2 separate regions of the Homo sapiens genome follow, and region 1 is linked to region 2. A link is a contact called in ENCODE Hi-C or POLR2A ChIA-PET data. All regions are on one chromosome and are shown on one strand. Each heading gives the region's core, a stretch centred on a gene start or an enhancer-like site at or near the end of the contact. The rest is flanking DNA. Distances are from core to core; before and after follow the strand shown.

Region 1 (3,550 bases), core at 704-3,203, 530 kb after region 2:
AGCAGCTTTTATCAACCAATTCAGAATATTTCAGTAACCATTACAGCCAAATCACCAGCTCCTGGCTGAGTACACTCTGCAGTGAGGTTCATTATACTATGCCTATAATAGTCTGGACCCCATCTCTCTGGAATAGTACATATTTTACACGAAGGGAAAAGGCTAACTTGCAACTTATTTGCATGAAAAATCACGTTGCAAGTACTTCTTAGTTTACTAGATTGTCTCCAATAGTTTCTCAACCTTATCAAGATATATTTGTTAAAACTGTGTGCTCTCCAAAATCATCTACTGAATTTAAACCACTGCACCCCACTTTGGACTATAATTGACTGGAGTTACTGATTGGAAAGGAAGTGGTACACACCCCTAATATACTGACGGACTTACTCTGACAGCTGCTACCACCTGTGGGGACCCTTGATGATGTTCACGCAGCTTTTCTGAGTGGCACATGCTGTTCTCTTGAATACTCCTTGAGGTGAAGAAGAGGCCACCCCTACCCCTATGCACACACAGCTCCTGCTCTTTCCTGGGGCTGCACCCTGCTTGTATTTCCAATGCAGGGATGTCAGATTCCAAAGAGGGCTCCCCAAGGCATTCCAGAAGGCTTCAGGCCAGCACGTCCCAACCTTTTCATGCCATGGGACCCCTTTGGCAGGCTGCTGAAAACCATGGGGTTCTTCTCAGAATAAGGGTTTTAAATACATAAAAGAAACCACAAGAGGTTACAAAAAAAGCCAATAATATTGAAATGTAGCTAACAAAATGTTTTTAAAAATTTGTGCTAGAGCAATATATATGCTTCATTATTGACATATAATATCTGGCTGATTGTCTAATAACTACTGTTATTTGAGATACTTGCAACAACTGTGATGTGATGTAAAAACCTATGGTTTCTAGTGATTACTAAGTCATAAATACTTATCCTACTGCTACTGTAGTTTGTTGTCTACGTTCATAATGGCAAAACGTGCTAAATGTCAGAGGTTGGTGAAAATTAAGACGTAAATTTTTTCTCATCCAAGTTCACAGTACTCTTGAATTAATTACCTCTCCTCGGGTTAAGAACCCCTGCAGGATAAGGTTGCCCCTAGGGCCAACACCTCACTGGAGCCCCGCCTCATGTCCTGGAGGCAGGAGCCTTCATGCCACCTACACAGAACTCGGAGCTGTCTCTTGGCCCAGCAGTTCTCCCCACAACTAGTTCTGAAAGTCCGGGGCTAGGAAAGAACGGCATCGTCGCCTGAGCTCCTGGCGCCACTTTAAACAACCCATCCTTGACTTGCGTGACTTCTTCCACAAGCTCTCCTGGTCACCTGGGCAAAATCCTAGGTGATCTGGGGACAAGGCGGAACTTCGGTTTTCTGATCTGCAAAAAGAAACACCTACCTCATAGGACTGTTAGGATGAATTGAGGTAATGGCTGGGTTGTGTACATTATACAGCACTATCAAGGTGTGCGCTGTGATCATTTTTGAGGGTTGTTAGGTGTTTGAGGACCCAGAACAGTCTACACAGCTGTAGTCCCCAAGTGTTGGGCACGCCTTAAGCGCTCCATAAACACCTGTAGAAATGAATGAATGACGTATGCATCTGCACGTGGGCCCACATCTGCAAGAACAGGCTGCTCAGGCCATGAGGCCCGGTGCATCACCTGCACTTCTCTTTATAACGGGTAGTAAAGTCTCCCTCGCTCTGTGCTACTCGGCAACCACAATTCTGTCCACAGAGGGCGGCGCAGTGGGGCTGCTTCGCCGCGAGCTCGCCTCCGGGGCTCCCACGTCGTGGCTTCCGGGCAGGTACCGGGCAGCTGGAGACGCCAGAGCCGGCGGGTAAGGTGCGGGCGGTGCGCCGGGCCGCGGGCGCGCAAGGAGGGGCGAGAGGGTGGGGAGGGGCGGGGCCGGCGTCCTCGTCACTTGATAAAACGCCTGCGAGTCTCCAGAGAACAACGGGCTCATTCAGCGGTCGCGAGCTGCCCGCGAGGGGGAGCGGCCGGACGGAGAGCGCGACCCGTCCCGGGGGTGGGGCCGGGCGCAGCGGCGAGAGGAGGCGAAGGTGGCTGCGGTAGCAGCAGCGCGGCAGCCTCGGACCCAGCCCGGAGCGCAGGGCGGCCGCTGCAGGTCCCCGCTCCCCTCCCCGTGCGTCCGCCCATGGCCGCCGCCGGGCAGCTGTGCTTGCTCTACCTGTCGGCGGGGCTCCTGTCCCGGCTCGGCGCAGCCTTCAACTTGGACACTCGGGAGGACAACGTGATCCGGAAATATGGAGACCCCGGGAGCCTCTTCGGCTTCTCGCTGGCCATGCACTGGCAACTGCAGCCCGAGGACAAGCGGCTGTGAGTTCCCAGACCCTTCCCACCCCCACTGGGGCGCCGGCCTGCGCGCGAGTTGAGGCGAGGGCGCGCCCTGTTCCCGCCGGCCCCGGGGAGTAGTTGGCCCGTGGGTCGCGCCCGGGCCGGCCGAGGCGCACCCAGCGCCCAGCGCGCTCGGCTCCCCGCCCTGACCCGCCCCGCGCGGCGCCTCCCTCCATTCAGCTCGGGAAGGAGGAGAACCCGAGGGCTAGGCTGGGCCCCGGGAGAGTTTACTTTTTTTTCTGTTTTAAACAAAGTGCTTTCCGCCGGTTCTTCCCTCCGGGCGTGTTTGCTGGGACCCCGGCAGGTGGCACGCTTTGCTGAGCTTCACGTGTGTGTTTGGGGCTGGGGTGGCGTTCAGGGTCACCGCAGCGCTGCTGTGGGTTTGCAGGGAGCGTAGTTCCAGGATGGTCTAGGCCTTTCCCAAACTCACGGTGCACCCCGTCTCCCCCGCAGACTGGCGCGCCCCGCACAAGTTGGAAAGCCACTTTCCATGTGTCCTGCATGACTTTCTCAGCAAGGCGGGGGCGCTCCTTAGGAGATACTTTTACATGCCTTTGAAAAAAAAAAAAAAAAAGATGGGGGTGGGGGCGGGAATTAACCAAACACCTGTTCGCTGGACTAGATCAGCTGAGAAAACAAGTCTGAGTGATGTGCCCAGCCCCCAAAGTACTCGGCCGCACCCGAGACCCGCTCGGCTCCTGCGTTGGGCGGGCACAGCCAAGGGGTTAAAGCAAAATGTCCGATCTGAGCCTGGACTTTGCAAACAAGGTTTGTAAGGGACAACCCCCCACCGTAGCGGTAAACCTCCCAGGAGAAAGAGGAGACCGGCACTACTGGCCTCTCCTTTTATTTCTTAAACAGTGTTTGGTTCCCACATGATCGGCTATTTAAGCCGGAGAGGGTATTTTGGCGCTTAGTCGCCTTAATCGCTATGGGGTTGCATTCTTCATCTGTGCTACTGAAAAATAGGCTGTAGCAACAAAAGGTCTCCCCTCCCCACCCAGGCCTTGAGTTGAACTAAGGACCTTCCAGGACCAACAGACCGGAGAAAGCAAAGTGCAGCCACAGTGAAGAGATTTTGTGTTTAGGAGAGGCGAATGGGATTTTAGAACTGGAGGAAACCTCTTGATTTCAGCGGTTAACAACTTTGGAATTCGTGAATGTTGCAGCCCCTGAATTTTAGTCAGTTTTTTT
Region 2 (3,027 bases), core at 183-2,682:
GAGGATAGCTCATAAGTAGGAAAACTTTGTAAACATGCAACTTTCAAGGAAGAGAATTTTAGTCATCATACCTATTAACTATACAAGAATGCCAATACATTTTGAAATTTTATCTTGGTCTCTGTGCTTAAGCTGGAAATTTTTTTTCAAAATATATATCTTAAGTCATGTAAAAAAAAAAGCAGTAACTTGAGGAAAACCTTTTATCGACCCTTAATTAAAAGAAGGCCTTAAATCAAACCTTATTAAGAGAAGTATAAGCTATATTGTCCGGTCATGTTTGAAAGAATACATGAAAACTGAACATTCCTCAAAGTTAAGGCATGAATAGGACTAAGGACATGTACGTTTTTTGTTTTTGCAATGAAAGGCACACTATGCAAGCCAATTTACCTGTAGAAATATGTTTCTTAACTCATGAGGATCCCCTCGCTTAGTTGTCTGCACCTGTAAGCAAAAAAGAAAAAAAAGCCAGTTAATGCTTCACTAGAGACCACACAATCTCTTCAGATTAGAGGTCACATGGCTAACAATCAATGCTCCTATCTTTTATCATTTAGTTTAAAACAAACTAAAAGCCCTAATTGCTGATAAGAACTGTCAAACTGGATAACTGTGACTAGAGGGCAGAAAAACAGGTGCGAATAGCCTAAGATACAGCAAAGCTATCGGACAGTGCTTCCTCTGGACTGGAAAGGGAAGGCAATGAGGATCTTTTACTTTATTCCACATCTACTAGCAACACAGTAGTAACCACCCACCTTCAAATCAAGAAGCTAACAAGAGTAGATCAACAGGAAAGTTAAATCACCCAAATTAATCACTTGGCCTAGCAGCCTTTCTCCATAAAAAGCAAACCCAACATGTAATTATCTCCGCGTCCCTCTCCCCATCCAACCTAAAATATGAGAGCTGCCACAAATACAAATACTTTCCATACCCTGCAATCTGCAACGCAAAAGCCAACCACTGCCCTCGGCCTTATTGAGGCCCCAAATTACTCAATACTTACTCCCTCCCCCACCGCAATTCACTGATACCCTAGGTATCCCCAGCTTTACTTGCCACTTCCTCCCACACCCTTTCTGATGCCCTCCAACTCCGGACTCACAATCCCATGCACCTAGGACAGGACATTACTCTTCCTTCACTGACCCGTGTTACCGTACAAGCCCCTTCAACTCACAATCCCTCCTCCTTCCCCTCCCCCAGCCGGGCATCCCCTCCTCCGGTCCAAGCCCCGCACAGCTCTCCCCGCAGCAAGCCGGAGCCCCAGGACAAGCTATCTAAGACCTAGACAATGAATAAAATGGGAAGCAGTGGGGGGCTGCAGGCAGGGCGCTCGGAATGTCTCTTATGCAATAAAAGCAGCAGCAGAGAGTTGGAGTCACCTTGACCGCCATGCTGTGCTCGGAAGCCGGGGACGAGCGAGTGAGCGAGCAGGGCCGAGCTGTCAGGGCGCGCGCGCGCCGTCTTCCCGGCCGCGCCCGCCCTCCCTCTCGCCGGCGCCGCGCGCGTCCCTATGCAAATGAACTCGGGGCGCGCCGCGTGCGGAAAGGGGCCCGGCGTCCCGGCCAGAAAGGCAGCTGGTCCAGGGCCGGCCGGCCGGGCGGAGGAGGGGGACGCGCCTCCCACGGGGAAAACAAGCGCGACCCATGGGATCCCGACGCGCCGCGTGGTTGCCACAGCTAGGTCGCCGCCAGGAAAGCCCCAGGTTTCCTAAGGCCTCTTAGTGGGTGTGGCTTTGGGCACCGACCAGCCAAAGTCGTTTTCCCCGAGGCTTAAAGGAACATTTGGGGCCTATACTGAGCAAGGTTCCGACGGATCAAAGAGCACTTCCCATTAATAACAATGAATTAATGACAACTGATGGCAAATACCGACAAAACAAGATTGGGAACCACTCACTCTAGGGAAAACCTACGTAAACATAATTTGAGAAATATGCTCCTAAATTGGCATGGGACGAATACGCTGAATTTATTTTTGCTTTGCGTGCTATTACAACGGTTTATTAGTAGACTCGCTCCACTTTCCTAATCACCCAAATCCTGTGTGCAATGAGAAAAAAAACTCTATGTGTCTTTGACAGGGCTGGCAATGAATCGCTTGCCCATACATGAACAGAAAGTAATTCTCCATTCGATTTCTAGCCCTACCTAAGAAGTAGAAGAAGCAGTAACTCTATCTTGAACCAAAACAATGTTTCTAAACCCGTCTTGCCAATATCACTGTATTAGGCTACATATTGATTCAAACATGTATGGGCATCCATTATATGCCTGACATGGTCCTGCTTGTAAAAAACGCAAATAACCTATAGCCCCCACCCTCTAGGGGCTTACAGATGGTCAATGCTTCTCCACAACCCCAATCACATGTGTATTGTGTGTATGTGTGTCTGTGTGTGTGTGTGTTGAGACTGAGTCTCGCTCTGTCGCCCAGGCTGGAGTGCAGTGGCACCATCTTGACTCACTGCAACGTCCACCTCCCAGGTTCAAGAGATTCTCTTGCCTTGGCCTCCCGAGTAGCTGGGATTACAGGCACCCGCCGCAATGCCCAGTTAATTTTTTGTATTTTTAGTAGAGACAGGGTTTCACTATGTTGGCCAGGTTTGTCTCAAACTTCTGACCTCTGGTGATCCGCCCACCTCGGCTTCCCAAAGTGCTGGGATTACAGGCGTGAGCCACCGCGCCCGACCCTGTGTATGTTTTCATTTTTAATTTTTTGAGACGGAGTCTCGCTCTATCGCCCAGGCTGGAGTGCAGTGGCGCCATCTTGGCTCACTGCAACCTCTGCCTCCTGGGTTCAAGCAATTCTCCTGCCTCAGCCTCCCAAGTAGCTGGGATTACAGGTGCACGCCACCATGCCTGGCTAATTTTGTATTTTTAGTAGCTATGGGGTTTCGCCCAAGCCACTTATAATTAGACACTAGATAAATGACACACTTTAGGGCTTCTCTATACTGTACAACTATTCTCCCTATATGAACATTTGCTGTCATTGAAATAAATTCTCGTTTTGGTG

The links. A loop is a pair of places that touch in the nucleus more often than their neighbours do. ChIA-PET counts read pairs that join two places held with the same protein, here RNA polymerase II (POLR2A). Pooled maps may share reads with other maps.
Region 1: a pooled map shows a loop between it and region 2 (5-fold over the local background). The contact joins the promoter of ITGA6 here to the promoter of SLC25A12 in region 2. A Hi-C loop is called at or near these places in 5 of 50 pooled maps. POLR2A ChIA-PET finds 5 or more read pairs at or near these places in 3 of 52 experiments (A673, T-cell and naive thymus-derived CD8-positive, alpha-beta T cell).

Annotation. Positions count from the first base shown.
Region 1 is chr2:172,425,633-172,429,182 of GRCh38, forward strand. ITGA6 (integrin subunit alpha 6) reads left to right here and starts at 1,954. Exons shown (of 26, transcript NM_000210.4): 1 at 1,954-2,338. The coding sequence starts at 2,157. RefSeq lists a silencer at 1,902-1,981 and an enhancer at 2,766-3,266.
Region 2 is chr2:171,892,812-171,895,838 of GRCh38, forward strand. It overlaps SLC25A12 (solute carrier family 25 member 12), which reads right to left and starts at 1,433. Exons shown (of 18, transcript NM_003705.5): 1 at 1,392-1,433; 2 at 394-447. The coding sequence starts at 1,403. RefSeq lists enhancers at 1,079-1,645, 1,646-2,212 and a silencer at 1,356-1,675.